2 separate regions of the Mus musculus genome follow, and region 1 is linked to region 2. Evidence: chromatin loops called from intact Hi-C (ENCODE). Cell type or tissue: gastrocnemius. All regions are shown on one strand. Each heading gives the region's core, and the rest is flanking DNA. Links, peaks and the distances in the headings are about the cores only.

Evidence for each region. Peaks named below come from ENCODE experiments on the same cell type or tissue, not always from the same donor. Only the 100,000 strongest peaks of a DNase experiment are listed, where the experiment ranks them.
Region 1: a loop joins it to region 2, with 3 times the contacts of the local background. A loop is called at or near these places in 2 of 42 quality-filtered maps.

The regions. Positions count from the first base shown.
Region 1 is chr9:68,345,688-68,362,210 of GRCm38, forward strand. No RefSeq gene overlaps it. Among named protein-coding and RNA genes, the nearest start is that of Gm22382, 73 kb to the left of the region's middle. In gastrocnemius, for the core only: no CTCF peak of the experiment used is centred there; DNase peaks (open chromatin) are centred at 8,951 and 11,755; H3K27ac peaks cover 4,663 bases.
Region 2 is chr9:68,246,374-68,262,896 of GRCm38, forward strand. No RefSeq gene overlaps it. Among named protein-coding and RNA genes, the nearest start is that of Gm22382, 26 kb to the right of the region's middle. In gastrocnemius, for the core only: a CTCF peak has its summit at 8,047 (motif pointing right); a DNase peak (open chromatin) is centred at 8,042; H3K27ac peaks cover 314 bases.

The DNA of each region.
Region 1 (16,523 bases), core at 4,639-12,638, 100 kb after region 2:
GTAGCCTTGGCTGTCCTGGAATTCACTCTGTAGACCAGGCTAGCCTTGAACTCAGAAATCCACCTGCCTTTGCCTCCCAAGTGCTGGGATTAATGGCGTGTGTCACCACTGCCCAGCTTCAGATCATCTCTTAAATCCATTTTCATGAAAATTCAGCCCTTTCTAGATAGAGTGGGTATTTAGCTTTTTCAGCTAGGGGTGTCTGACTATTTGGGGTAGGTTTCTGATTGTACTGTATTGGCCACAAAATGGATTCATTGACCAATAAGGAAAAAAAAAAAGGCGTGCTCTATTTTGAGTTAGATTCCAAAAGGAAAGTCAAATGGATGTCCCAGGAATATTAGGTATTTTTTCTTATTGTTATGATTCAACAAGTAGCAATGTAAGGAAAGAAGAGTTTGTTTTGGTTTACCGTTCAACCATCTTGTCTATCTTAGCTGGAAACCCTGGTGGTAGAAAGAGGGAGGTTGTATTAAATTCATATTCAAAGAACAGAGAATAAACAGGTTATACAAACACAAGGCCTACCTCCAGTGAACTACTTTCTCCAGCAAGGCTCCACCTCTTAAAGGTTCCACAGTCCTCCCAAATAGTACAACCAACTGGTGATCAGGTGTTCAAACACAGGAGTCTTCGGGCGAAGGAGGGCATCTCACATTAAAACCAGAGCAGCAAGTGATATAAGGGAGTGGCTTCAAACTTTAGCATTTCTCTACCATGCATACTCAGAACTGTTCTCTATGCCTCCCTTGTCTATGGCCAGACAGCCTGTCTGGAACTAACAACCTACCCAGTCTTTATTATATACTAGCTACTGTTCTACTTGTATTATCTGACTCAGTCCTCAAAGTAGTTAGTGCTAGACCCACTTTTTCAGGCAAGAAAACCAAAACTTCAGAGAATCACACAGAAGTCTCAGGAACACACAGCTCTCTCTGTGTATTAGCCTCACATTGTGAAGCAGGCCATACATCCAAGTGTCCCCCATTTAACTGGGCAGTGTCTCCTAAAGCCTCTTCAAATGGCCCATCACAGCAAAGTGTCTTTAGACTCACTATGTATACAGTGATGACATTAAACTTTGGAGACTCTTGTTTCCCATCTGGGTGCTGGAATTAATGCCATACACCACCATTCCTGGTTTCATTGGTGCTGGGTATCAAACTCAGGGCTTTGTGTATGCTAGGCAAACATCCTACAAACTGAGCTGCATTCTGAGCCCATATCATGGACTTTTAACAGATTTGCCCTTTGTTATCTTGAATTTCCATTTAATTCATATGATTTGTGAATTTTCTTCTCAAACATATTTTAGTCTGGTTAAAGTATCGGCCTTGAACACTTGTGCTGTAGCCTACCAGAAATTCATGAGAGAGAGGTGACACAGAGGAGGCAAACCTTCTTTCTAGCCACAGGGAATCTGAACTCCTCCTTAGTTCTGAGTCTTTCTGTCTCTCTTTCCATCTTTCACTGGGTCTCTGTCTCTCTGTCTCTCTGTCTCTCTCTCTCTCTCTATCTATCTATCTATCTATCTATCTATCTATCTATCTATCTATCCATCCATCTCCAGTAAGGACTAGTTGACTCTGCTCTGACACATAGGAAGTTCTGACTGAGAACAGCATCCACCTACCTCTTAGCAGTAGCTGGAGCACAAGTGGCATTTTGTGTGTGTGTGTGTGTGTGTGTGTGGCTTGAATTGTGTATGACTCACTCTCCACTGCTGAATGCAGGGTCTTCAGAGATGGGGAGATGGTGCGGCTGAACAGAAGACATTTTCCCCCCTTTCCGGAGATTACACAGAAAAAAAATGAAGGCAGAACTTGCAAAGTGGCTTCTGTGTTCCTGGAGTTGTCATTTTTATCACTCTGTTTGGCTGTGAAGCTGATTTTCACACAGGCCTGGCGGTTGTGAAAGTAAACACAAGTATAGCATTAATACCCTGCATATATTTCCGTGGAACTGACACTCAGTTGAAGTCAAGATGTGGTTTGCTTACTCACTGTTCTTGGAAGCTGTACACACTGACTTCATACTTATGTTTCCTCATAGACTTTCCAACTAACAGTCTCTTCTCCTCGACTTCGACAGGGTTTTTTTTCTTTTTTAAACAAATGTAAGCATATAAAATATGCTCAAAATATCAAGTGAGTAATTTGCAGTCTCTTCACTTTGAGAATCTGCCAGGCCCACTCACAGCGGCCTTCTGAAATATTTTGTGCTTGCAGATTTGGGGTAATTCATTTAGCCCTTTGGGTTTGTAGGGCATGGACTGAACAAAGCTGTCATGCCTTTCTTTGAACTAGTCGCCCCTATTTTGTGAGAAGCCTCACCTGACCAGGTGACTGAGCTGATGGCCTAGGTTCTCCAGCCACCAATCTTGAATGTCTTAGGAATGGGGCAGGAGTGTCTCAGTCATGGCTGCTTTGATTGACAGGTGCTCATACCAGTGCTATAACTGTGCCTGGCATGCAGATGCCACTCAGTTTTGGTAACGCCCAAATTTAACTTCTCCAGCAGTGGGTTAATGACTTTTTTTTCCCTGTAGTAATGACCTACTGATAGCTTTGTAGTCTGAAGCCTCTGTGGATGATTAGTGCACATTTGATATTCAATTGAAAGATACAAAACCCTAATCCTTCACTTTGCAACCTACTTGGGAGGGGACAATGAGAGATCTGACAAAAGACATTAAAAATTCAGATTTTGTGTTATAAAGAGGGTTACAGGGATAGCTCAGTTAGCAAACTGTTTTCCTTGTAATCACAAGGATATGAATTCGATCTCAAAAAACCATGTTTTATTCTTTTAAAACCAAGTGTATTCAAACATGCTTAGGTTCCTATGCTAGGCAGGCAGAGTCAGGGGCATCTTAGTTAGCGTGACCTGCTTGGGGAGCTTCAGGCTAGTGAGAAAGAAAAGGTAGACAACAACTGGGGTCTTCTGACCTCCACATGCTTGTGTACACACACACACACACACACACACACACACACACAATCACACCAGCACTCACATATAGACAAACACAGAAAGAGAAAGACACATACACACACAGAGGTCAAATTTTAAAAAGTCCCCCAAATAGCACAGTGATTATAAATTGCATTTGATTATAGAAAGTAAAAAGGGGGCATAACTGATCTGAGTGGTCTGCATATGTGGTGTCTCCTCTACACCAATCTCCAAGCTGCTTACTCTCTCCTGTCTCATGTTTCAACAGAGTCTGAATCTTTACACGGGAAGGAGGTTGCTAATGTTTTTATTGCGATCACATTAAGGCCTGTAGTATGTGTTTCTCAAATAGCTTTATCAGCCCGTCCATCTTTCCGCTCACTGAGTTCATCTTTCCTACCACCTGCCAAAGCATATTGCTTTCCTCCACATGTGTCACAGCTCCCGAATGGCTGCTAGCAGGCATGTAATATGTTCACAGCTATTAAAGATGAAAACATTTTTCCAAGTGGGTGGTGGTTAAAAGATGTTTGTATATCAATCTTGTATCTGACCCCCATCCGGAAGTCTGTTTCTGTTCTTTTGATGTATACTGCCTATCTCCATGCAGATGGCAACATATGCATTTTGCTTGCTTTTTCCTCAAGTATGTGTTGTGTGTGGGTGTGGGGTGGGGGTGGGGGGGTACGCACTCGTGCTCGAGCATGCATCCATACAATCTCACATGCGTATGTGTTAACCTACAGAGACAAGAAGGGAGTAACAAGCCTCATGGAGCTAGAGTTACACATATTTTGGTGTCTCCTAACATGGGTGCTGTGGTCTGAACCATGGTACTCTGATATATCAGTAAGTTCTTTTAACTATGAAGCTATTTTCTCCAGATCCTCAAACACTGAATTGTTGAATAACATCTCTCCATTCTCAGGGGATTGTGTCTGTATTCAGGTGCTGCCTATTGGCTTACTGATTGCATCCTAATCCAACTAGCTGTGGAATACAATATGAGTAATTGTTAAAACCCATCCTGCTCTGGGATGCCCTCTACAATGGGTATTAGAAAACCAGGGTGGAAGTCTATTGGGCCTTTCGGTTTTACTCACTTTTATGTTGATATAGAACTAGCAGTGTGCCATTTGACACTAGGATGCAGATATAATCAAAGCATTAGTTGACTCCACCAGTTCAATGTAATGAAACATAAGGGTTTCAGGAAAAAGCCTCAGCTTTCATGTGTTTCAAACGATGACTAGAAAATTCTAGAAAAATAAGAAATAACTCAGAGGCTCAGAGGTCTGAAACAAGGTGTTCTGAAAGAATTAGAAGTGACTGCAATGCATAACAAGGAGGATAAGTGTAGAAAGTCCTACAAAAGAAGCTGGAGCACCTGACATCAACAGACAACAACCCTCAGCAACTGGGTGGATGCTGAGGGCAGTCAGATCCTTCAGTGCATCCATAGCTACCAGGATCACCCGGACTCCAAGAGCCATCAAATTGCCAAGTCTTCTTAAATTTTTTTTAATTAAATGTTTTTTTCAATTTTGATTTCCACAAATTTTGAGTTAGTGGGGGAATTATTTGCTGCCTAGCTGGTAATAAATTGGTTGGAGAGTTATTTTGGGTTCTCCTAGACACAAACCCAAAGACAAGGATTTGAGCACACGTAATTTAATTGTGAGGTAATCCCAGGAGAAGGTGAGTAGAGAAAAGAGAGAAGGCCAAGCAGCCAGTGGCATTGCTGCTGTGGTAACTAGAGTCTTCAACTCAGCTGGAGACGATGGAACGGGAATACGATCCTAGGATTCTTCTACCCATGGGCTGGGGAGGTGACTTAGACATCAACACCTGCTGGTCATTTGTGACAGAGTGCTAGGATCGAGAAGCTGGCCAGTCCCTTGCATGTATGACCTGATCTGTGTGTAGGCAGAGGAGATGCTGGAGCTCAGAGTTCTTATATGAAGCGATACATGTAGGAGCTTGGGAGGTAGTGCAGTCTATACAGGGCGTGCCATGGAAGCAGGAGCACCTGACTTCAATCCCCAGAACTCATTTCAAAAGTATTCTTGGTGTGCTGGAGTCCTTGGTGTGCTGGAGTCCTTGTAATCCTAGTTCTTGGGACACAGGGACAGGCAGACCTCTGGTGTTGTTTGGCTAGCCAGCCTATCCTGCTCGGTGAGTTCTAAGTCAAGAGAGACACAGTCTCAAAAAACAAAACAAAACAAACAAACAAATAAACAAAACAAAGCAGACAGTGTCTGAGGAATAGCACTCAAGGTTGTCTTCTGGCCTCCACATGCATGCGTGCACACACACACAAACACACACACTTCTGTACACAACTCTTACACATCTATATATACACACTCCCACAAAGGAGGTGCAGATGGAAGTATGTCCAACAGGCACTACAAAAGGACTAGGGCACCAGCAGCCTCTGCTATTGACTGGTATTTGCACCCTAGACAATCTTAGAGTACCTACAAAGACTTGCCTATGTAAGTCTTCATTGTCTTCCACAAGTACATAGAATGTTAAGGCTATAAAGTATGACTGTCTATCTTGTTCAAATCTCTCCATGTCATGCTTACAAATGTCACCCCAGCCTTCTTTTAATACCTAGGGACTTCCTCCTTTCTTCTAAGGACACCAATAGCTTCTCTGGATGGCTGATTTAAAATGTATCTGTTGATAGTCTACAGAGATTTGCTCCTATCCATTGGCTTTTGGCTGCCTGCTTACAGCTCCTGAATTCTCATTTCCATGGGTTTCCAATATGTGTGTCAGAATTACCAAAGGGGCCTTTAGAGTACAAGTAATATACCAGGGCTTGCTTGGGATTTGAGTCAAGACTTGGAAAGTCATCTCAGGGTTTTCTTATCTGACTGGTCCAGCTCGGGTCTGTGAAGTAGTTTGGGACCAGTGCTCTGTATGACATCCTTTAGCCAAAGCCAAATGTAGGCAGCCATGACATCCGTTCTGTGAAACCCCTATCCCCAGAGCTCTCCTCTGCATCGGCAGGCTTCCCAGTCCCTGCAAACACTGCCAAAGAGTGGATCTGGGTCCCTTCAGCATTCCCTTCTCTCTTCTAAATATAGGTGTGTCTATTTTCACATGGAAATGTAGCACCAAGAACCAAACAGAATTATGATCTGAAAGTGTGGAGCACAGGAAAGTGATCTGCTCTTATTTTCCAAATGCTGAAATGTAGTTAGTGCGATGTCAGGTCATGTGACCAGTGTGAGGCCAATTGGATTCCTAATGAACTAACCAGTGACAGGAGCTTCAAATCTCCCTGTTCTTATTTTGGTAGTTGGATTTCCACTTTAACTCCTCTTTCACATAAGGACTGTATTACATCGTTTAACAGTTTCCTCAATTGTCTGTATGGTCACCACAACATCTACCATAGGGCAAATGTGTAGAGGGTGAAAGTTGATAAAAATTAGATAAACTGATATGATTAACATGCAAGTTAATGTAGTTTGTAAAGTCTTGCGAAGCTCATGATCTATTAAAAATAATAAGAGTGCACTTAGGGAGATAGCTCAGTGGGCAAAGCATAAGCTTGAAGACCAGAGTTCAAATCCCTGAAACCCATGTAAAACTAGGTGTGAGAGTAACCTTCCTGGGTTTTGGTGGTGGTACAAGTGGTTGTTGGTTTACTGTTTTGTGATGTCTTTCTATTGTGTAGGCCTGGCTGTGCTGGAACTCATTGGAACTCAAGACCAGATTGGGCCTGGGCCTCACAGAGATCTATCTTTTTCTGCTGGGGTAAAGATGCACACCACCACACCCTGGGGACTTCCTGCTTTTATTACTATAGTCTTTTGTTGAGGTGTGTGGCAGTCACTTAAGAGTTCCAAGAAGCTTGAAGGCCTGGCTTATGGAGCAAGATAAGACCTTGTTTCAAACAAGGCAAGGAAGGTGAGAACCATTGCCCAAGGTTGTTTTCTAACCTTTGCATGAGCTCTGTGGACATGTACACCCCTTCCATACACAACACACAACAACAACAACAACAGAAGGTAAAGAAGTCGGGTGTGCAATAAGGTGATAGCTTCAGTTTTGCCTTTAGGTTTAGCAGGCAAGCATGGAGCTCAGAAAGCACACTAGAGGCATACATAGGGTTGGAGTCTAGTTAAACGTTGTAGAGATGTTTTTCCTAGGTCGGGCTATTATTCATAGATTGTATCTGTGTGTTGTAGTTACAGGACAGTCACTTGGGAAAACAACAAGCACAATGTAAACTGTGCTTGGCTCTGAAGACCAGCCGTCCAGGTAACCCAGAGACTGTTCTCAGTATATACATCCATTCAGATACTCCTGAAAGATTTCAAAATGAAGTTCAGGTATGTTGCTTCAGTCGTGTTTTCTTGATGTCATAGATTAATGACCAGGTAAGGAGCATGGTCTAGTCTCAGAAACAAACCATTAGCAAATTATATTTCTGTGTATAATTCTAGTCCTCAGATTATTTGGTCGCCTTAGTGCCATTTGGTTCCATCAGAAGTTTTGCCTCAAGCCTGGCTTCCTTTAAGTTTCTATGAATTGTTTGGAGATGTGGATGAATCAACTTAGTTTAGGCTAATCTACCCCCAGGTAGAAACTTTTAGGGAACACACATGCGTACAGAGTACTTTAATTCAGAAAATAAAGGTAAGGGGCTTACTTAAGGGTGGGAAAGGTACTCAGTCATTAAGAGCACTTACTGCTCTTACAGAGAGTGAGAGTTTAGTCCCAGCATCCACACACTGACACACAAGTACCTGAAACTCCAGCTCATGGGAATCAGAGGTACATATAATGCCTATAAATGCATGTCGGTTTATAAGCACTTACACAATAAAGCAAATATAATTTTTGTTTTTTAAAAAAGATGAGCTGAGAAGATGACTTGACAGTTAAGCACACATACTGCTTCTTCGGAAGAGTGGCATTCACTTTTCAGCACCCACACTGGGGAGCCCACAACTGCCTCTAACTTCAGCTGCAGGGTATCTGACTCCCTCCCCTTGCTTCCTCGGGCAAGGAATTGTACTTGTGTACACATATCTCCCCTGGGTCCCCACATGTATACGTACACATAATTAAACATGAAAAGGAATATGATAGTGCAGGGTATGTTCCACTGGAGAAGTCACTCCTGGGATTGAGTTATCCCTTAACACAGCTTTCAAACTGAGCTGAGGAAGTCCAAGGTTCTCCAGACTTTGGGTGTGTATCTGATCTCTTCTGTAATACGACCTGCTTTTAAAATATTTCTCCCACTCAGGTTTCCCCTAGTTATTCTTTGAGCATAAATCTCATCCTCAGATAACTTAGGCATAAAGGAATCTGATGGAGGAGTAGAACAGACTCACCAAGTGTCTCCTCCTCATTACAAGTGAATAAGTAAACAGAGAACCATAAATAATCCTATCTATGAAAAGAATAGGGTGGGGTTTCTTTCCTAGATGACCCAAATAATTATTGAGGCATTAGGGGAGTCTTGATATTTGAGACATACAAAACTCAGTACAAATGTCTGGGTATGATGTCATTATTTCCTACCATATAAAACCTCTTCAAGTTTTATCCCAAGGAAGTGGGATCAGGAGTGAATTCGTCCTGTTGAGATAGTGTGGTCACGATTTTGCCTTAAGATTTAATTAGGGTCTTGATATAATTTTTGCCTTAAAAGTACTAGTAGTACATGCTCCCCTACAGTTTATGATGATCTGAGGAAAATGACCCTCAATGGCTAACACTGATGTTCTAGAACAGCTTTTGACCTGATTAGCACAGCACATAGTTTGATAGGTTTTTTTCTATCAAACATTAAAAATCAAATGCCTGATCTGTTGTCTCATTGGACTCCCACACATAGATTGCTCAGTCAGTGTCTCTCAGATGGTAAGACGTGATAGATCCTGATTCCCCCTTTGGCATCAGGGGCTCATTGTAGACAGTGTGTTACGGAGGGTGGAGGAGGAAGCTGGATTGCTTCCCAGTGCAGCAGGTGCTGATGAGATGCTAAATATATATGAATCACGTCTGAAGTTGAGAACTACTTTGGCAGTGGTTATGCCCCTAAATCTCTCTACAAAAATAAAGGACACCCCTCCTGACACTGTGGGTGCTCCTGACAGGTGCCCTCAGCTGTCAGCCTTCTTAGGGTTGACTGAGCTTCTCAAGACTGTGCCTCTTTGCACAGGAACCCTTCAGCGAATGATTGGTTGAGCCAATGATTTGAAATGCTACGGCCCCCTCCTGAACTCAAGATAATACTAGAAGGGCAGCCTAGCACCCAAGCTCTTCTGAGGTTTTGGAGGACTTTTCCTAGGACTCCATCACAGCTCAGCCATCTCCCTCTTTGCAGTTCTGGTTCTTTTTTCTCCTGTAGCTGTCAGTGCCAAGAATTATCTATGACCGAAACCTGTATGCTAGGGTCATGAAGATGGCTTAGTAAGAGAAGTGTTTGCTGTGTAAGCACAAGGACATAAATTCAATTCTCAGAACCCACAGGGGTTGGAATGAAGAGATAGATAGCTCAGTGGCTAAGAGCCCTTGATGCTCTTTCCTGAGGTCCTGGGCTTGGTTTCCATTCTTAACTTCCTGTAGCTCCAGATTCAGGGGATCCAATGTCCTCTTCTAGCCTCTATGGATACATACATATACACAGACTAATTAATGCTGTCTTCTGGTTTCCACATGTGTGTGCAAACAAGTACATGAATATTCTTATGTGTTAGTGAATTTTATGTCAACTTAACACAAGCTATGGCTATCAGAGAGGACAGAGTCTCAATTGAGAAAATGCTTCCACAAGACTGGGCTCTATGTAAGCATATAGGGTATTTTCTTAATTAGTGATTGCTGTGGGAAGGTCTAGCCTATTGTGGGTAACATCAGTTCCTGTCTCCAAGGTTCCTGCTTTGTTTGAAGAAATACAGTTGCTGTCCTGTATTCCTCCAATAATGAACAGTGATATGGAATTATAAACAGAGAAACTCCTTCATCCTCAACTTGCTTTGTTTGGGACATGGTGTTTCATCACAGATATTGTAACCCTAACTAAGACACGTTACATACATGAAAATACAAAACCTGCAATGCTAACCTCCATCTCAGAGCCAGCAAGCCTGGGGAACCAACACTTTGGTGCAAGTAGGTCGTCTTGACTTTATGTTATTGTATTGATTATAGTTCTACTCAACTTTTGACCCTTCCCCCACAAAAGAAGGATGAAGTCAAAATCAACATCTTAGTGTCTTCAGATGCCACTCTGAGAACATGGCATTTGACCCATACTTATGTGGCTTTTTCTATCATACGAATGATAAAGATTTTCCCTAAAGGTTCCCAGTCCCTCTTCAATGGGATTCTGAAGTCTTAGGAACCTCATTTGTTTGACACCCCCATGTCCCGGTCTTCTGAAGGACAGCTCCACAGGAAATTCACTGCCCTGAGCCATCTTGACATACTGACTCACTCCAGAGAGCCTGGGGCTTCATTCCTTCCCCAAACTGACTCCTCCACGGCCGTGACAGGAATGTGACAATTATTAATAAGTTCAAAATGGTCCACTTGTATTTCTTCTTGGCTCCTAGAGAAATGTGTCTCTGGGAATGGTTCCAAGGTGTTGTTAGTTCTGTCCTCTGGCGGATCCACAGGTCCAGCCAAAGAGCGTATGTGCTCCAGACCTGAATGTTCTAACAGCCACAGCTCTGTTCTGGACATGGAGGACAAGCTGAGTCCTTCAGCCTCCACTGAGGTCACAGGGCTCAAAGTTGTGTGGCCAGTTTTGCCAGAGACTGTGTTCACTGTTATGGTATCTGTATATAAACTCTTGCACTGAAGTCTTTCCCAGCCTCCATGTCAAGCTGCCACCGGAAGTCAGCTGGACAAGGTACTAGGTCTTGATGGCAGGTTTCTCCTAATTCGAGTTTATCTTTTTGGTAAAGAACAGTAAGATGGTCAGCTGTGTCAAATGTTCACATCTTAGATCTTCTGGAAATGCTCTTGATGTGGTGTCTTCCAGGGCTTAACCATCATCTGGGCTAGAACATTCTCAGCCAGAGAACACCCTATCACAGTTCCTTTACTTTTGCTGTGATAAAATAGACTGACAGTCAAATTATAGAACAATGGGCTTATTTCAGCTTCTAGTTAAAGGGTATAGTCTATTGTGGTGAAGAAGTTACAGCTACAGACACTTTTTTTCAGACAACTGCGTCCAGGAAATGGAGCATGAACAGGAAGTAGAGCTGTACTATAGAAACTCAAGGCCTGTCCCCAATCACCCACTTCCTCCATCTCCTAAAGGTTCCACACCATTCCCAAACATGTAACCAGCTGAGAAGCAAGTATTCAAAACCACCTTTAGAGGACATTTCTCACCTAAATCATAACAATTCTGCCCTCTATTACCACCCAATACCATCTCTTTACCTCATGTTCGTCTGCAAAAGAATTTTGAATGAATTATTTCCCAGCGTCATCTAATCCATTTGAGGTTAAAATGTTAGTAATGACATTTCTGTCACGACAGCAGGACACAACTTTGTATATACTATGACTTTTCATCTCTCCCACTATCACAGAAAAAGATACTGCCTCCAAAAGTCCAACACTGAAGCCGCCCCAAAGAGGCCAAGTAAGTGTAGAGGAGCCTAAATTGTTCTGGCCACATGATCAGCCAGCAGGCAGTCGCCACACTGGCAGTTGAGCCAGGACCCAGCTGCATTGCTCTGATATCTTTTGCCGCCTTTGTGTCGAGGGCAGGCCTTCCCAGTCAGGCATCCCCAGCCACTGACTGAGTGTGGCAGCAGTGCCAAGACAGGCCCATTCCCAGGAGACACAGGACTCCAGTGACAGCTGACTTGGCTAGAGAATTCTGTAGTGTCCTTGCCTAACCTTTTGTGTCCCGTATGGCAACCTGAGGGCTTCCATCTGACTCCTTCTCTCTCCCTTTTCTGCCCACAGAGATGCAGCTCCCAGGGCAGTGTGACTGCTGTCCAACCTCTTTCTTTGCCCCATTTTTGCCCTCATAGGAAGTTCCCTTGATAAATCCTAGAGCATCAAATCCCTTCTTGGCTTCTGCTTCACAGAATCCAGAATCATAGACTGTGCAAGGATGGGATTTTTATGAATTGGATGTGAAATGTCCCTAAAAGCTCATTTTTCAAATCATCTTAGCTGCCAGCATCTTCTGTTTGCTAATTCCTTCTATAACTGATTCCCATCTCAGATGAGTTAGAAATGGTGGTCTCATAGCCTGGGAGATGGCTCAGTCTATACAATGCTTGCCTTACAAGCATAAAGACCTGAGTTCAATTCCCAGCACCCATGTAAAAATTCGGGCATGTTAGAATGCTCTTATAATTCCAGTGTTGGGCAGACAGTGATAGGAAGATCCCTGGATCTTACTGGCCAGCCAGCCTAGCCTCATTAGTGGGTTGTAAGATAGAGGAAAAAAGGATGTCTTAAAATCAGGGTGGATGGTGCCTAAGGAAAAGTGTTCAAGTTTGACCTCTAACCTTCGAATGCAAGCACACACACAAACATTCACATGAACCTGCATAAACAATTACACCAATAAGAATCTCTAAGCACACACATGCATACACACACACACAAAACTATTTTTTTAAAAGGGGGCAAGTGCCAGATAATAGCACTAAAATGGTAAGTCTAATAGATTAAATATTAGTCAGAACATTTCTCTATCTTGTCAGTTTTCCTTCCTGCTCCATTAGATGGGAGCTAAGAAAAGAACAAACTAGTGCATGAGAAGAGCTTAGTACATGCCATGTGTTTGCTGCAAATAACTTTCACAAGAGCATCAACACACATAGACAGGAGAGGCATCTGAGGTATGGAAGGGGAATATCATTAATCCAAGATTACACTATGATCCAGAGATGAGCCAGTGCACAAAGCTAGGCTTTTAGGACCTCAAAATGCATACCCTGTGCACTTGAAAATTAAGCGAGGGTTGCTACATCCACCTTCTGACCAAGGCATGAGGAAGCAAGCCTCAGGGCCATTCCCATGTAACAATCAGCCAGGGGTGAGTCCTTTCTGCCCTTGTGAATAGCTCAGCACTGTGAAGATTGTTTCTAGGGTCTCTAAACCAGAGGAGTGACTTGGTCTACCTGTAGAAGGATTTCCAGAATAGTTATCAATGCCATTTATAGCAGGAGGGAGTGGCAGGGCAGGAGCTGGTTCACGTATCTATGAGGATGAGACCAAGAAACAGACAGTAAAGTCTTCCTCTGGAAATCATAGCTATGCACTTTCTAGTCACTGGAACATCCTTTCACAACCCCCAGGTCCTCCCCTTGTGTGATTTACTTGGTCCCAATGTCATCAACAGACAGATATGAATGTGACTGAATGGGTTTGGAGTTGGTAAACTATGGATAGCACTCCAGAGTGAAGCACAGTTTTCTAGAGAAACAGGCTATAAGAGATAAGGATGAAGCCGATGTGGTTGCCAATCATCTGAATCTAATCCAAATACTGAAGAGGCTGTAATACAACCTGCCATTGTATACAAAAGCTATTCAATATTGAAGGGATCAATCAGGATGTAGAGGTTCTTGAAAAGTTTCTACATATTCTGCTATCACAGAACATTATGCCCATGTCTTTCCCCTCTTTGTTTCTTCCAAGTCTCCACCCCTTATATGAAATCCATTTTGAAAGTGAGGCTTCATATGCTTTGAATGAGTATTCCCAATAAGAAACAAATTGAGACCCTAGTTTTATTTCTTCTGAGAATATTTATTTATAACTTATATAAATGAGTACTTACCATTTGATAATATTTCAAAGCATTTATGTATTTACATCATGCTTTTCTTTCTCTCCTCCTTGAAATGGGCTCATTCTCATATCCCAGCCTAGCCTCAAACTGGCTGTGTAGTCAAAGATGATCTTGAACATGTGACCTTCCTACCTCTTACTCCTGAGTACTGGCATTCCAGACTTGAACAACCATCCACTGTTCATGGAGTGCTGGGGAGTGAACCCAGGGCTTCAGGCACTTTGGGCAAACATCCCACCAACTAGCTATATTCCTATTCCTTGTACCAGGTTTTATATAGTAGGTGTGACTCTATGTTGATAGATTTTTAATCTGGTCTTATTAAAAAGCTTTGCCTAATCTCAAAGTAGCAGTGTCCCAGCATTTTCTCAATTTCATTTGTACATCGTATCATTAGTATGCTTTATCTTCAGTGAGACAATTGCTCACAGGTCTCTTGTTTTCCTGCCTATTTGGTGGTAAAAGGAGGAGGAGGAATAAAGGAGGAGGGGACGAAAAAAGAAAAAAGGTGGAGAGGGAAGGAAAGAAGGAAGGAAGGAGAGGAAGAGGAGGAAGGAGAAGGAGGAGGAAGAGGAGGAAGAGGAAGAGGAGGAAGGAGAAGGAGGAGGAAGAGGAGGAAGAGGAAGAGGAGGAAGGAGGAGGAGAAAAAGAGGAAGAAGAAGGAGGAGGAGAAGAGGAGGAGGAGGAAAAGGAAGAAAAGGAGGAAGAGGAGGAGGAGGAGGAGGAGGAGGAGGTGAATAATAAGAGCCTCTGACAGCTTCCATGTTTCCATTCTGGACTATATTTTACTTGAAACACAGGGTCTGGCTTCCTCTAGAACAGAGAACAGTGTATTTGCCATCCGATATGATAAGGATGATGTCATCCCCTAGAGCTCCAGTTGGCTGGGCTTTCTCATAGGACCATTATAAAAGATTTGGCTTTCACTCACTCAGGGTCTCTCAGCCACAACACAAGCACTGCAAGGCCAGGGTCTTCTTGTGTTCCCACAGTGATTCTGTGAACTTGGAGACAGCTAGCTGGACACACATGAGGTTTCATGCTACTTGCTGCCTGATGTTATACTTTTGTCTCTGACCCAGGGTTCTTTTGTCCTTTGCCAGTGTCCATGTGGTTTGTCAAGTTAGCATTGTCACAAGGAAGCAAAATGAGACCCCGCATGATTTTTGACAGTATCATTTACACATTTTTTGAAGTGGAATGTAACACTCTCCTAGACGTGTGGGTATTTAGTTTAGTTTGGTTTGAACAGTATGACCCCGTCCCATTCATCTAAAGTGTAAATACTCACTAATTTGTCTCAACAAACTGCCATAACCTGGGCAAAGACTTGCTGGGCATGTCTTTATTTTCAGGAGCAGAGTCTTTCTCAAAGATGACTTGCTTGGTCTTGGGTCCCTCAGATAACCTGATACACATCAAGGGATGCTATGACATAATCTTTAGTCCACATTCTTGGTATTTCTTTTTTTCATATAGGGTTTCATGTGAGACCTCAGGCTGATCTCTTTGAAATAATTATGCAGCCAAGGATGAGCTTGAACTTCCGGTCCTCCTTCTTCTACCTCTCTAATGCTGGAATTACAGGCATCCATCCCTATGCCTAATGTATGTAATGCTGAGGGTTGAGCCCGAGGCTTCCTGTGTGGACGAATTTTCTTCCAATGGAGCTGAATCCCCACCGCTGGTGAAGCTAATTTCTCTGCAAAGAAATGACGTCGTCATCTCTTCCCACTCCTGGAATACTTTTGGATACCCCTGCTCTCAATTCTATATACTTACAATGAATGATCTTCTGAAATTCATTGTGTGTTTAGAATGACATGTCACCCCACTCCATTAAAATGTATCATTTTTGCCTCATACTACATGTGAGCTCCTTCGCTTTGTTTTGCATTGGAGTTAACTGTGTCCTATATGGATTAGGTACATGTTCATATACCCCTGTTATAAAAAAAAAAGTGGACCCTCCCATCTATACAGTCTCCCTTCCATGACTGCTTCTCTGTTATATAGATGTCAAGACAGAAATTGGGGTGACAGGTGCTCTGTGCCCCTTCTGTTGCCCACTCTTAGGGAAAGTAATACCTTTCTTGATGAGAAAACTTAGACTAAGCCCCCTTAGTTTTTATTATGACTTCAGGTTTGAAAGGGAAATTGAATTTCTTTTTAATGAATCCTGCCTTGTTCTGAAATAACAATAGTAAAAATTTAAATATAGATTTTGTGTTTTGGAATTCTGGATTTGTGGAGAGAGAAGATTGGTAGGTTTGGGGTCAGGAAGGGACTTTAAAAACCAAAAAGCAAATAAAGCCAGCCAGATGTCTCTGTCCCACTCAGGGGCACACCCATACATGGTCAAGTTTATAGGGATGTGCAGATTAAACCATCAATCTCACTGTTCCCATGGTTAAGATATGACACATGGTCTCTGAAGGGCCAGGTAAGTCAGACTGGAGCCCTTGAGTATGGCCATACTTGGTGCCTGCCAATCTGGAGAGAAGCTCATTACCATGATATACTCTGAGATGTCACTGTTATGTTCCCTGACTCTCTGTCTCAAACTCTGCAGCATTGTGCCTTAATAGAACCCAAGTCTGAAGTCTTAGATGGTGACCACCTACCCTTGCAGAGGTGAAAAAGGACATTGCTTATGTGCACAAGGAAAGGAAAAGTGAAGGATATGGCTGAGAGACAGAGAGAAAGATAGAGACAGAGAGACAGAGAGAGAGACAGAGAGAGAGACAGAGAGACA
Region 2 (16,523 bases), core at 3,903-11,902:
TTATCGAGGAGGCTAAGGTCTTCTGGGTCAATGTATTTGAGAGCCAGAGCATTGTAACTTATAACCTCTACATTCTTTTCTAGGGTCAATTTATCTTCTCGTGATTCCTGTCCCTCCTCATGCTCCTACTTGCCAGTAAGTAGATCTACTAAACACTTATTTTGTGCTAGATATTTTGTTGTTGTAGTGGTGGTGGTGGTGGTGGTGGTGATGGTGGTGGTGTGTATGTCTCTGTGTGTGTGTTTGTCTGTGTGTGTGTGTATGTGTGTCTGAATGTATGTGTCTCTGTGTATGTGTGTGATATATGCTTTCATGTGGATGCATGTGCTCACATATGTACAGTTGTAGAAGCCAGAGATTAGCATCAGGTATCTTCCATGATCACCCTACCACCACCACCACATCCTTTTTGAGAGGGAAGTTTCTACTGAACATGGAGCTAATTTGTCCAGATTGGCTCACTAGCAATTTCCATGGATCCATTTATCTCTCTATGCCTTCTCCCCAAAGCTGAGGTTACAGATGTGGGATGCTTCGTCTGGCTCTTTCATGGAAGATGGGGAACCCAACTCAAGCCTTTATGCTTGTATGGCAAGCACTTGACCAACTGAGCCACATATTCTGTATCATAGGCATTTGAAAGGCTCATTTTTGTCTCACAGCTGTAGGATAGAGTCCATCAGGGCAGAGGAGGCATGGTGACAGGGATGGGAGTTAGCTGGTCACATTGCATCTGGAGCCAGGAAGCAGAAGCAGATAGATGCTGGTGCTCAGCTTGCGTTGTCCTCTTTACTCAGTCTAAGACACCACCTTGTCAATGATGCTGCCCACTTTCAGGGTGGGTGTTCCCTCTTTCAGTTAAACTTTTCTAGAAACAACCTCCTAGACACATCCAGAGAGGTATTCCCATGGTGATTTTAAATCTAATCAGGTTGACAATGAAGATTGCCCATCATAGAGCCAGTCTGGAGAATGATAAAAATCTTACGTGACAAAGATCCAATGGTGGTCTTTTGTTTGTTTGTTTGTTTTTTGGTTTTTTTTTTTTTTTTTTTGCTTTTTTGGAGACAGAGTTTCTCTGTATATCCCTGACTGTCCTGGAACTCTGTAGGCCAGGCTGGCCTCTAACTCAGAAACCCGCCTGCCTCTGCCTCCCAAGTGCTAGGATTAAAGGCATGCATCACCATGCCCGGCTCCCAGTGGTGGTCTTGACTGGACCTTCTGTCATGAATTCCATGTACCCTTCCCTACCTTTGTACAAGTCAGTTCTTGCTGGGAACCAGTTCAAGTCTGCCTCTCTCCTGCTCTTCCTTGTCTTCAAGAGACTCCCTGCTCTGCAATCCTGACTCAGCCACTGTTGGGGGGGAATCCTCACTCAGTGTTTTGTGTTTTCTCGTGTATTTGCAATTAATCCCAATATTATTTTTCCCCAGAGCTTATGACATGCCTCATGTATAGCATATAAACTTCCAGTTTATGATTACTGATGGCCACTTCTTTGGACTAAATGACAGCTCTTAGGTTCCAAAATGTGCTATGTTGTTACAAAGAAGTAGACAACAAATGGTTAAATTGATAATAAATAAATACTCAACAAATAACCATTTCCATGCCCCCATCAAAGATGGCAAATATATTTTACTCTTCCTAGAAGGATCAATCTTTTGCAAGTTGCTTCCTGGAGCATGGTGTGTCTTACCTTTTCATATAAAGTGATATGCACTGTGGCGTGACAGCTCAGCTGATGAAGGACTGGCCTGGAAAGTGTGAGGGCTAGAGGTCTGTTGCCTAGAACCCATGATAAGCAGACATGGTAGCTGCCGGAAAACCTGATGAACTTGGGAGACAGAAACAGGGGATACCTAGAGCAAACTCACTAGCTAGACTAGGTGCAATTGGTCTGAAAGACGATGTCTCAATAAATAAAAAGTGGAGAATAACTGAGGAAGATGTTCATTTCAACATCGCACACAGACACACCTGTGTACTTGTATGCCCAAATATACATGAGCCCACACATGTGCCAAACATGCCTGCCACATATGTGCAACCATGCCCCCCCCCCCACACACACTGGGAATATAAGGTGTGATAGAACATTCTAGAAAGAAAAGAGTAATAGGTACTGGCCTAGATTATACTAGATAGGCAGAATTAAAATAGAAAAATAGTGAGTTACTCTGGCGATCTACATGGGAGTGATTCGGGACCTAGAATTATGTGTTTTACTGCAGGGCAGAGCACTGTGTCTTGAATATGGTAGGCACCCTGCCAAAGATAAGCATCAGATGCTGGTATAAAGGGACTTTCCTCCAGGAGGAAATTCTAGGATAGTTCCCATGAGCGATTGGTATCATATAAAACCCACAGTGTTTGAAACTGCTTCACCCGAGTGCTATGTCACTGTGGTTCCAGGAGTTGCGATCTGGTCAGGTTCCATAGGGAGTCAGTCACGTAGTTGACTTCCTGTCTACAGAGCACTTTGAGTCTGCAGATATCATTTGCTCTGTTTGGACAGAGGTTTGTTTTCTTTTTGTTTCTGTTTGGTTTTGTTCTAGCTCACACCTGGATCTTTCATGCACAGGAACGGCCTGGGGGATTAGAAATGCATGATTGCTTGTCCTTCTTGTTCACCGGCTCCTCAAGTAGGCTGGCCTTGCTCTCTGCACAGGCGGGCTCAGTCATACCCTATCTGATCTCCCTCTTCCGTCCCGGTCTTCCATAGTCTCACACTGTCCACCCATAAATGTCCAGCACCACAATCTCTGTGTAAGGCACATGCCTAAAAGCCTCACACCAGAGCCTGTTAATCTGTACAGTTGCATTTCAAAATTCCTGCACTGGCAAGATGGCTCAGCAGGCAAATACACACACACACACACACACACACACACACACACACACACACACATACACACAGAGTCAAGTCTTACAAACTGAGGAATCCACATAGCAGGAGAGAACTGAAGGCAAACACACACACACACACACACACACACACACACACACACACGCACACACACACCTCCTCCCCCAACCCCCCCGAATCTGATGTGGCTCTGCCTCAGCCGCTCACTATCTCCCAGCTGCTCCACAGCCTCCGTCTTTCTCAGCCCTCTCCTTCTTTCTCTTTTGACCCTAACCTGAGGTAAGAGAGTTAAGTCAGCCTCGGTCCCATGAGTTTAGCCTCAGCCCTTTGATGCTTGGAGGGAGAAGGAAGGTGATGTTGGGTGTATTGATCTGCAAGTCCCTGAGGAATGTCATGTCTCTGGTCCATCTATAGGTGACTAGACTCTGATAGAGTCTCCTCAATGCACCTGGGAAGTCCCAGTTGATTTCAGTGAGCACCACAGCTTTCCAAAACTGTGTGAATCTGGTCAGGGACGGCCACCCACTCCAATGCCAAACCTTACATGGCAGAATCCTCTCCCTTCTAAAAATTAGCTGAGGGAAGTAGAAGCTGAGGCTGTAGCTCAGTTGATAGAATGCTTGCCCCTTAAGCACGAGGTTTGATTCCCAGCAGGGCAGAAGGGCTGTGGTGGACCGTGCCATTAGAATCTTATGCATTCCCAGCATCATGGAGATGGAAATGGATTATAAGTTCAAGGTCATCCTAGCTACATAAACAGTTGGAGGCTAGCCTGGGCTACCAAAAAAAAAAAAAGTGGGGTATGTTGTGAGCAGCCCTACTTAGTTAGCTCCGCTCCGCATCATTTCCCCAGCCCTTGGTTATTTTTACTCTCACCAAGCGCCTTCCCATTCTTCAGGTGCCGGGCGAGGTGGCGTTCATTTGGCTTTGCTTCTGACACAAGATAAACGAGCTTGGGGCCCTCGGCGATTCACTCTGGCTGCCAGGGGGTTCCAAAATAGCAAACTATTTTTCATAACAGCAACGTGATCTGAAGGGAGATGCGGCAGGTGCAGTCAGGTTTCCGACCGCCGTCTGGGCCCCGTGGTGCAGGAGAGAATTCATTAGGTGTGCTCTGGTGTCCAGGAGAAAGAAGAGCGGGGCTTCACAGTGACCATTCCTTTTGGCTGGGTCAAGGTCTTAGTTCCCGAAGGTGGATCTTGTCCTTGGACAAAGAGGGAGGGTGGGCCAGCCCCAACCCAGCCACCTGACACATTCCCGACCCTTTTACAAATCTTTCCTTGTAGAAAGATAAGGTTACGAACACGAATAACTACTGTCTTTTTTTTTTCTTTTCCTTTTGAACATCACCTTGTGTGTTTAACAAAAGATCAAGATTCCTTAAACGTTTCACATTTTTGACATTTTAGTTCATTAAATGTGTGGTCATTTCACAAGGTTTAAAAGGTAAATGTCGCTTTGACTTTCTCTGCTTTCAAAGATGGGGAAGGGGAAGAAAGACCACGCTGACATGGCCTCTTTGAGTTTGTCTTGTTCTTTTGACTCATTAGAAAATAAAAACTTTAAAAATAAAAATCAGCTTTCACCACACTCTCTTCACTATTAAAAAGTTGGTCCATGGCCCTACAGCTAATAATCTCCCTTTATCCCCCATCATGAATTATGTATATGTTTTTAGGATGGAAAGTCTAATAAAGCAAAGAGGATTTTAATTTATATTTGCATAAATATGAGTTTGCTTTTGATGTTTTAGCCCACAAAGCGCCTAGGCCTTCCTAGTCAGGATTGAACACAAGTAACAGTGAAGGACACGTGAGATTCATAATAATGGGGCTTTTTCAGAATTGGGATGGGGGAGAGGAGAAAACCCTTGTAAGACAATGTCCAGAATCAAGGTCAGAATAGTGGGGGTCAGTGTTTGTGAAAAAGCGGCCTCGGTGAATTGTACTTGAGTGCCGAAGACCCCAGGAACTGACTTCTGATACATCTTAATTTAAACATTTCTATTCTCAGGGGACCAGGCAGTGGGTGGTATACACATAAGGAAATGATACAGCTTATTTTGAGGGCCTGGATCATAATGCGGTGTTATGCATTGCAAATTGTCCTGCACATTTTATTTTATTGCTTTTAGTTATTTTTGTATTATTTGATGTGTATGGGTGTTTTATACACACGAGCGCATCACATTCACACATATATATGTATATATATATATACACACACACAAATATGTGTGTGTGTGTGTGTGTGTGTGTGTGTGTGTGTGTATCTGTGTACTGAGTGTGTTCCTGGTGCCCATGGAGGCCAGAAGCATGTGTTGGATCCCCCAGAACTGGAGTTACAGAAGGCTGTGAGCAACCACGTGGGTGCTAGAAATCTAACCCAGGTCCTCTGGCAGAGCAGCTGGTGCTCTTAACTATGGAACCATTTCTCCAGCTTCCCAAATTTTATTTTAATTCTGAAGCTAAACTCTGTGTGTGTGTGTGTGTGTGTGTGTGTGTGTGTGTGTGTGTGTTCTTCAACCAAGCCACAGATATGGAGTCCAAAAGGTTAGTCAGACTCTAAAGGGAATTTTTTTTTCCACAGTGGCTTCACACTGTGTCCAGCATCAGGCATGGGGATTCTATTTCACACGTTGTTATTCTCACTATTGGTGGCCTGAGCCAAGCAGCCAGGGGAAGAACAGGCTCAGGAGAACAGGGGAGTGACTCTCTTACTGTATTACCTGCCTGAGTTTTATTTCTTTACAAGTTATTTTCTCTCTCTCTCTCTCTCTCTCTCTCTCTCTCTCTCTAATGTGGTGTGCATATGAGCATACCAGTACAGGTGTCTGCAGAAGCCAGAAGAGGTGACTTGGTCCCCCAGAGCTGGAGTTACAGTACCTGCCCAGTGTAGGTACTTGGGTCTGAATTCAGGTCTTCTGCCAGGGCACTGGAGTGCTCTTGAGACTGTGCCGTCTCTCCAGCCCTCTTACTGAATTTAGAGACTCTTTCCCTTCCCCAAACAGTGACCACTTCTTATGCTATGAGAGGAAAATAATACATCTTCCTCTTTAAGAAGAGCATTTTCAGGGCTGGAGAGATGCTCAGAAGTGAAGAGCCCTTGCTGCTCTTCCAAGGAGTTGGTTCCTAGCACCCATGTGGCAGGTAACTCACAATTCTATATACTTCCAGTCCCAGGGGATCTGATGCCTTCTCCTGACCTCTGTGGATAGCAGGCATGTACATGGTATACACACATACACACAGGCAAAACCCTCATACAAATAGATAAAAATAAATGATTCATTTTAAGCGTTTCTTTCAAAAGAGAATTTTCTTTTCCCCGGTCTCTAGGATTCATTTGCCAACTCCTAACATTTAAAATATTGTCCCCGAGTAGCTAGAGTGACTTGAGGCTTGCACCAGGTCCCCTGAGGCTTCTACCCCAACCCCCCCACCCCGAGAGTTTTCTTTGTTGAGCGTCTATAGTGCCGGCTTGCCACCATCTTCTCTCTTTTCTGTTTCTGATTTCTATGTCTCTTTTCCTTCATTAAGAAGACTTGGAAAGGCTCGGCAGAAAGCTCAGTTTGTAGACATCTTGCTCCACAAGCATGAGGACCTGAGTTCGAACCCTGGAGCTCACATCAAGAGCCAGGTACAGCTATGTACACTTGTGATCCCAGCCCTGGGAAGACAGACAGAGGCAGGGGTAACCCTGTGGCTGATGGGAAGCCCAAGCCAGTCCAGCCTAACTGGCAAGCCTTGGGTCCTAGAGAAAAGACCAATTTCAAATAAATAAATAAATGAGTAAATAAATAAACAAACAAATAAACAATACAGAGATAGCTTCAGTTACCCTAGCTTAATTGGCAATTTCCAGACCTTAGTGAGAGTCTGTTTCCTTGACTTCCGAGCAACAACACCTGAGGCTGACCCTTGACCTCCTTTTGAGGTTGATCTCTGACCTCGACATGGATACACCCATGCATCTGCACACAAACATACATGCAGCCATAGACATTTGTATAGTGTTCTCTCTCTCTCTCTCTCTCTCTCTCTCTCTCTCTCTCTCTCTCTCTCTCATGTACACACACAAACATGCGCGCGTGCACACACACACACACACAGACTTATAAGAGAGATGCGAGGCAGACACTGGTTGAGATCATTGGCCTGTGGTCACACCCACCTGTACTTTCTACTTCCTCTTTAATTATTTTCTGTGTGTCACCCTTGGCATGTTGTTTAGCTTCATAGGAAACAGGTGACAATATTGTTCCTATTCCATTTGGCAGGTGAGGGGCTTGTGTAGGACACTGTGTAAGGCATGATGTAAGTATTAGAGATTATCATTTCAAAAACCCCACAGTGCCACAGCCCAGCTTTGGAGAGCCAGTAGTGAATGAGTTTAAAAACAGTAAGGTCTGTTCTAATCTCGATCAGGACTAATCTGATTGAGGTACTTTTGATTTTATTTTTACTTCTTTATTTTTATTTTCAATTATGTGCACATGAGTGCAAGTGCCCATGGAGACAAGAGGAAGCTCACAGATGCCCTGAGGCTGGGTATGGGCTACCTGATGCAAGTGCTAGGAACTGAACTCCAGTCTTCTGTAAGAAAAGTGTTCCCGTTTAGTCACTGAGACATCTCTACAATCCCTGGTGTGCTTACATCTAGGACTGCCTGGAGATTGGTGCACAGAGGTACCAATCCTCTCAGAATACCCCAGTCTCATAGTTTGCTGTTTATACATGGCTGCCCTGCTCTCTTTCATGCAACTGGAATGGGAGACACTGGGGTAGAGAACAGGGTTTGTGGTTGATAATTTTAGTTCATTTTTTAATCTCTCCAGAAAGTGACTCAGATTCCCTTGGTATTTGGCCTGAGTGACTCTTCTCTTGCTAGAAAGGTTGAATTCTTGGCATATACCACCCCGGGAGGCTGATAATTATAAGTCACCCTGGACCTCCTATCCACTTCAAGCAGAAGGTCAGTATTTTAATGACACTGTAAAAATTTGAACCAGGTCCATTTGTGTCCCTGCTTCAAAGTGTCCTGATAGTTCTATATGCAAAAGATAGCCAAGGCTCACAAGCCTGGGTGGCCAAGATACAGGCTACACATGTGGTGACAGAGCAGAGACCTGGGCATGAAGGTCACAGACACGGAGGACCCACCTGCAACTCTGGCCAGCAGGTGGGGCCACAGCCCAGCTCCACAGCCCATCCAGGTGTGCGTTTCTGGCTGTTTTTGCTTTGGGGTTTTTGCCCTTCTGTTATTTTTTCATTCTGTAAGCTTTGTTTTCTACTGTTGCACAGGTCTTTCCCTCCCTCTCTCCCTCCCTCCCTTTGTTCCTTCCTTCCTCCTTAGCTCAGTGCTCCAACTTTCGAATGTCAGCTGTGGAGCAGCTATTTCTAAGTGGCTTCCCCAACACTGCAGGTTGAAAGCCATGCTTCCTATAGCACAACAGCAAGGGGTTCCTGTTCCCATCCCTCCCCAAGTGTCTGGCCTCTAGTCACACCCATCCCATAGGAGTTTTACAACATCTCTAACTTCATAATCTAGGCACTGTCCCGGGAGGGACAGATGTGGGCTTGCAGATGTTGCAGATGTGGGCTTGCAGATCTTTGTTGGGGATGAGGGCATTGAGAATGTCATGTAAATGAAGTCTCCAGCGTCTTTGGAGATGTCTCACTAGGTAAGAGCATTTGGCCGTGTGAACAAGAGGACATATGTTCTAATCCCCTGAAAAAGCCAGGCATGGCCACACAGGCCTGCTGTCCTAGTATCACAGAGTAGAATCAGGTAGATCCTGGGAGCCAGACTGGTTAAAATGGTGAGCTTCAGGCTTAGCAAGAGACCTTATCTCTAGGCAATAAGACAGAGAGTAATAGAGGAAGATATTCAATGTCCTCCTTTAGCCTCCGTGTGTGTGTGTGTGTGTGTGTGTGTGTGTGTGTGTGTGTGTGTGTGTGTTTGTGTGTGTTTGTGTGTGTGCATGTTTATGTGCGAGTATCAGTCTGAGCACCCATATATACATGTGAACATACAAACTACACACACACACACATATACTCTCATACATACAAAATGCACACACTTAAACACACAAATGTATATGCACATATACATATATACCCACATGCAAATATATATGTAAACACACATGCACATATATGTACACACATATGCAAACACATACACATGGTTTATGAAGTCTGAAGAGGAGTAGAGCTATTTCTAAGTGGTTTTCTAAGTGCTGCAGGCTGAAAGCCATACTTCCTATAGCACAAAAGCAAGATATTTTTGTTCCCCATCCTTCCCCAAGTGGCTGGCCACTTGTCCCATCCACACTAGAGGAGTTTTACAACATCTTTAACTTATCTTCCCTAAAGGACTGCCTGTTCTTCCTGTGATTCTGACAGGCGCCCACCTTCACACAAACACCCAAGGGAGGTCAGGCTGGGAAGGTGGACAGGCTCCCATATGATGATCCATCTTGGCCAAATCCTCTATCCTACCAGACACTGGACCACGGAGATCCCATGGTGTGTTTAGGGCAGCTCTTGACTCCTAGATGATAGCAGGAATTGAACACATCAAACAACACCACCTCTTCTAGTAACTGGGGTACTATTTGCTAATTGGCTGTTGTGACATGACTAATTCAACTCCAGTTGCTGCCCAGTCATCAGAAAGTCCTTTATTCATGTGGCTGAAATGTGCTGAATATATAGAAGGAAGTTGGGGAGAGAGGGAGATGAAAGTTGAGAGCCAGAGTCTGGTGTGAGCTAGCATTTACTGCGCATCCCTGTTCAGATAATATATGCAGAGTTTTCTTGTTTCTGAGTCCTGGTGACCCTAAATGACCAGAACTGGTAGCCAAGAGCAGCTACCTCCTCTCCTAATAAGAATCACACCTGATAGAATGTACATTTCCAATTACTATACAAAAACATTGGCAGTACTACTTTAAAAATGTACAGTCCCCTTAGGGCTCTGGATGCCCTGGTCCATGCAAATGTCTGTCATTTGTATGCAGCCACAGAGGGGACAAGGGCATCTTCCATCACGGGCTATTTAATCAAGCGAGAAGCCCTTAAATCTCCTTGCAAAGACGGGTGAGTTCTGGACTTAAATATGCGGTTGGTTGCTGTCTGGTTGGTTGCTGTCTGCACAAAGCCCTCCTTGTTTCATTCCAAATGGCATGGTGGTGTTTGTGGTGACATTTCGATGACGGGTCATCTTGGCTTTCTCCTGTTCACAGCTGGGACCTTCGTAGCATCTCCCATTAGTAATCACTGTGTTTTGTCCCCCTAGTGACTGAGTGGTTTACAAATCAAGGAAAAGAAAAAATTATATAGTCGGAGTACCAACTGTAGAAAGGAAATACAGTAAGGACACTGTGGGAAGGCACCCAGGATTACCTTGTGCAGATAACTGAAAATCAACCAAAAGGGATGGACTCAAATAGTATGCTTCACCCTGTTCCCTGACAGCCTCGTTGTCAGCCTTATTACTGAGGAGTCAAGATGTCCGCAGCATATGGAGTCAGACCATGTCCAACCACAGCCTCTAATGCAGGGGGACTGAGGAAAGTGGGGAGATTTCTCTCCACAAATGCTCATTTTTCTGGCTCATTAAGGTGACTCGAATTCTCCCTTGCTTCTTACCTCTCAGCCTATGACCTTGAGGTATCTGTGAATAAATAATTGTCCTTTCAAAGTGAACACGCAACCCAAACATCTGGTGGTCACTCACAGCATTTTTGGAAAAAAATGTCCTTTTTTAAATATTTACATGAAAAAGAAGAAAAATCTAAAATAAAAGACAAAACAGAAAATAAAAAACAGTTAACACTAGAGTGTGGAGGGAATGAAAGAATTAGACCAAAAAGGGGGATAAAACCATAACAAAGAACTGACATCAACATAACTCTTTTTTTTGTTTGGTTGTTTGGTTGGTTTGTTTTTTTCGAGACAGGGTTTCTCTGTGTAGCCCTGGGTGTCCTGGAACTCACTTTGTAGACCAGGCTGGCCTCGAACTCAGAAATCCACCTGCCTCTGCCTCCCAAGTGCTGGGATTAAAGGCGTGCGCCACCACTGCCCAGCAACAGAACTCTTTTTAAAGATCAAGGGAATAAGTTTTCGTTAGCTTCACTAACAAAAAAAAAAAAAAAAAAAAAAAAAAAACCCTGAAATTAAATTAGGAATGAAAGAAAGACATTGTAACCGATCCAAGAGAAGCATGAAGGATTGTAACAAAGTAGCCATTTTGAGCAGGAGGCGGGCTAGTACCAGGTATCAGCTCTGCCAATGCCTGATCTCGGCCATCCCAGTCTCTAGAATTGTGGAATTTAAATTCCTGCTGTTTATAAACAGCCCAGTGCATGGTATTTTGTGAGAGCAGCTACTCTAACTATAAATTGACTTCATATTGCTGGCGTGGCTGTGTCCTTAGGGATTTAGAATGCTGCGTTTTTGTGGTTTTTGCATGAGATAGTTTCTAATTTCCCCTTTGATTCCTACTTCATCTAAAAGCTTAGTTTTTTTTTTAATCTCCATATCTGTGTGAATTTTTTTCTTTTTGTCGTTCATTTTCTGTTTAATTCCATTGTAATGACTAAATATACTTATTATAATATCTTATTTCAAAATATAGTCATTTATTTTCTTTAATTAATTTATTTTTTTCACTTTAATTCTAATTGAAGTCCCCCTTCCTCTTCTTGTCCCAGTCCCATCCTTACAAATCCCTCCCCCATTACCACCCTTTTCCCCATGGAAAGGGAAGCCTGTCCTTGGCTACCACCTACACTGGGGCATTAAGTCACAGTAGGACTAAGCACATCCAGCCCCACTGAGGCCTAACCAGGCAGTCCAGCTAGGAAAAGGGGATCCAATGGCAAACAACAGAGTCAGTGGCAGCCCCTGCTCCAATTGTTAGGGGACTCACATGAAGAACAAGCAGTACATTTGCTACAAATGTGTAGGGGCCTAGGTCTAACATCTACATGCTCTTTGGTTGGTGGTTCAGTATCTGTAAGCCCTATGGGTGCAGTTTAGTTGGCTCTGTAGGTCTCTTTTTGGTGTCCTTGACCCCTCTGGTTTTCTCAGTCCCATCCTCCCACTGCTCCCCAAGACTCCTCAAACTCCATCTGATGTTTGGCTGTAGGTCTCTGCATCTGTTTCCCTCTGTTGTTGAATAAAACCTCTCGGGAAACAGCTATCCTAGGCTCTTGTCTGCAAGCAAAGCAGAGTATCATTAATAGTGTCATTTCTTTTTGTCATTAATTTTCAGTTTAATTCCAGTGTAATGACTAAATATGCTTGTTATAATATAGTTTCAAAATTTATTTTAAACATTTTAATTATGAGTGTGTGTGTGTGTGTGTGTGTGTGCCTGCTTGAGCATGCATGCACGTGGGTGTAGATGCCTATGGAGGCCAGTAGGGGGCATTGGATCCCCTGGAGTTGGAGTTACAGATGGCTGTGAGGCATTTCAAGGTACTGGGAGCTGAATCCTGGTCCCCTGTCAGAGTAGCAAATACTCTTAGCCACCCAGTCATCTCTCTGGTCTTCTACTTGATATCATTTCAATCTTAAATATTGATTTTGCTAAAAATTGGTCTTCTAATTTAATATGTGCTCTATCCCAAAGCAATATTCCATATGTATTTGAGAACGTTCAGTTAGTGTTTGTATAGACTTGCAGAGCATTTGACCTTCAGTCTTACGTTTTTGGTTACTTTGATTCTCTGCTTTGTGTTCTGCTACTGAAGAGGGTGGGAGGCTGAAAACTTGCACTCTCATTGTGTTGCTGTTCATTTCTCCCACCATCTCTTCTAAAGTTTGCTTCCTATACTCTGGTGCTCTGCCATTGAATGTATATGGATCTACACTTGTTATTCCTTCCTGATGAATTGACCATCGTATTACTATATGACACCCTTCTTTGTCCCTTTTGACAAATTTTGACTTTTCACACAACTGTTTCTTTTACCTATGCACTCAACTCATGGGATAGAGTGGCTTGATTTGCCATACTGAGTGAATCTCCCATTTCCATGGGAGAAATTCCCTCACAGACATGCCACAGGTATGCCTCCCCAATTTTCTAGATGATTCCAAATCCAGTCTAGTTGTCTGTGACACTTAATCACTACAGGGACTGATTGACTATAACCCACAGTCAGGACAAAACCAGTAGGAACCGCCCAGCACTGCCAGGTCATGTTTCCTTAAGTAGGCATCTAGAAGCATCCCGAGGCCCTTTGGTGTGCTAGGAATATTAGTTAAGAGTATTCCACCACAGTCTGTATATAGCTTTCATAAGGTCTACCAGATGTCTGCTGTGAGTTTCCAGCACATGGCAGGCACTGGACAGGCACTCCTGATGAATTCATTATCCCATGGATTCTCACAATTACCCTTTAGGTGAATGCTGTGATTATCTCCCTCTCATTTAGATTAAAACCTCATCTGTGAAATGAGCCTTAAAATACTCAGGCAGTTTGTCTTGTCAGAGGTGGCAGAGTTGAAATTGCACTGAGCTGGGACTCACATACAGGTTGGTTGGGCCAGGCACCCAATCTCTCAAACATCCCAATTATACTACATCTATGCTGAACTCAACTGTGCAGATTTTTCAGAGTCTCATAAAATCCACAGGTGGTGCCAGTCATTCAACTCTAAACCTTGCTTCCAGACTCCGGCTTGTGGTGCTTCTCTAGGATTTTGTTTTGCCGTTCCCCTGTGGGTTGCAGAAATGCCAATCGTTTTATATCACTCTGCCTAGGGAGGTATATGTTATGACTCCAACAAAGGAGGTTGATGTATTTATTAAGACATAAAATGTTACTTTTTTGTCTCATAAAATTCTAGTTTAGAGCAATTCAAATTCATCCACATTCTCCTTGGTTTTATGTTGTGTTATGGACCTGGTGCAAAGGCTAGCTTCATCTCCTCTTGGAGGGACAAACTCACACATGATAGATGATATAACATCAGAAGTAATTACCGGGCAGAGCAGCACAATCTCAGATGTACATGGTCACTGATAGAGGAAGATATCCTGTCTTCCCAAGGTTATTTGATTTTTTTTTAAACTGTAGTCTGAGGTCAAACCACTGCCTATTTTTCAATGGTAAGCTTGCATTAGATAATAGAAATCTCCTGTACATGACATTCAGCTTGTAATGTCCAGGTGTTCAGACTATGTGGAACCTACAGAGTTCACATTGCTGGTCTGTCCTGTAGAAAATTGAGTATCCCTGTTTTTGAAACAACATCTCCACGTCTAGGCACTGAGTCCAACACTCTCTAAACATAAGATAGAAAAAGGAAGGTGTTTCCCCTGCCTCTGTTCTACGAACACAGTTGCTATCTTACCTACTTGGCTTAAAGACAAGCCATCAGGAGTTCCTCGTAAGGCTATGGTCAAATGTGGTGAAGCCTCTTTTAGGATTCATTTTGCTCTCTCGTTGTTCATGTACTGGGAAGTTCCTTAATATGTCCTAACCAGGGGAAAGATACTTCAAGTGATCATAATCTAGAATTTAACTTTCTACAATAATGTTCATTTCCAGTTCTTTTTGAGACAGCATTTCAGGTAGCCCAGGCTGGTCTCAAGCTTGCTATGTAGCTAAGTTTGACTTTACACTACTGGTCATCCTGGAGTGCTGGAATTAAAGGCATCTTTTTCGCATGGTACTGAGTTAAATAGGTTTGAAATGAGTGAAGCATTTCACAGTGCTTGGAGTTCACTCTAAACATGGACACACACATGTCATCATTTATAGAGCTGAGACTTCCTCCAAACTGCATTTACCCCAGAGTACAAAGTGTCTAGTAGTCCATGAAGATGAGGTATTCCTCCCTCCTTCATGCAATCACTCTTCTGGTGTTTGTAAAAGATTAAACCCAAATGTTAGGAATGATGGACCTGCTGAAAATGTGGGACAGGGCAGCTCTGTCCTTTGTCAAATCTACAGCTTAGTTCAGGAGATAAGAAAAAAATGTTGCCAATTTGAGTTTTATGAATGTAACCAAGATACAAATGGCAAGGATCTGGACCAAAGGTAAACAAACACACTGTCATACCCTTCAAGCACATTGTCCAAATCTGGCCTGGTGACTGTTTTGTAAACTTACAGCCACACTCATTTGTAGTCTCATTCCTCATGGTGGATTATAAATCTGGGTAGTTATAAGGAAAATAAAATAACTCACAAAGTCTAAGATACTTATTAGCTCCACCTTTATGTAAAAAACATGCTGACTTACAACCTAGGCTTCTCCAGGAAAGCTTTGTGGTAAGGCTGATGGAAAGGCTACAGCCACAGCTGCTGGTGATAGCAGCTTAGTGTTAAGGGTGTTGGGGGACTGGGTGCCAGTCTTACCACCACCACTGTGACTAGAGACTTTGAAATCACAAGGCATTTCCAGTTCTTTTTGAGACAGCATTTCAGGTAGCCCAGGCTGGCCTCAAGCTTGCTATGTAGCTAAGTTTGACTTTACACTACTGGTCATCCTGGAGTGCTGGAATTAAAGGCATGCAACATTATACTGAATGGATGCAGTGCTGAGATTGAACCTAGGAGTTCCGACATGCTGAGCAGTCTTTCTACAAACTGAGCTACCTCTCCAGACTGCACAAGTGTGTGTGTGTGTGTGTGTGTGTGTGTGTGTGTGTGTGTGTGTGTGTTTTACTACCTATACATATATTTTGAAGGAACTCAAAGTGAGAGTTTATGATATGAAATATGATTGTCCCCATCTAGGATTGACAGGCTAAGTAAGGACAGGCAACATAAGTGGGATATAGAAGTTAGAGGGAGAAGTTAGAATTAGAGCAATTCTTTGTTATTGTGTGGAGGCATTGGTGGTGTGGGCTTGTACAAGTCACAGAGCATGTGTGAAGGGAAGACAAATTTTGGAAGTTGGCTGTCTCATTCTACTACAGGGCCTGGAGATCAAGTCCCCTCAAGTTGTCATGTTGGTACAGCAAATTCCTTTACCCACTGAGTCATTTCCCTGGCCCAGATATTAGTAAATCTCAGTAAAACTGAACATTTTTAATACAAAAGAATTGTTATATGGTATGGCATTTGCCAGAATTGTTACTGGTTAAAAAGTATTTGTGGAAAGAAATCAAACCAAGGGGGGACACACCCTCAAGGTTCTGCTAACAGAAAAGGGGCAGCCACTATCTTTTTCAGGAAGGAAAGTCTACTGGCTGCTTGTTTTCCTCCTCTTTTGACTCAAAGGTCCTTTAAAAGACATCCTTAACAGATGTAGCAGGTGACCCTTTGAAACACATCATGTGTCTGGGGAATATAATTCATTTTAATATCTTTTCACCTAGGAAGCAAGGCTTAACTCACATTTTGTGATCCACTTAGTTGATAATATTCTTCTAAATTTTTTCCCTGGCTGGCAAAAAGGAAGATAATTTAATTTGAAGAGAATATATTCTGGGGGACTTGAAGTGCAAGTCCCCCAGAATTTGACAGCAGAACAAGCCCAGCGAACAGAAAACTCATCTCGCTTTTCTTGCTAATATAGGCGTCAGGGAATTTATAAGTTGGGCCGTCAGTCTTCGCTCCACAGAGTAATGTCAGCGTCGTTGATTCTAAAAGGCTGACATTCATTAAAAGAAGGTGGTTGGA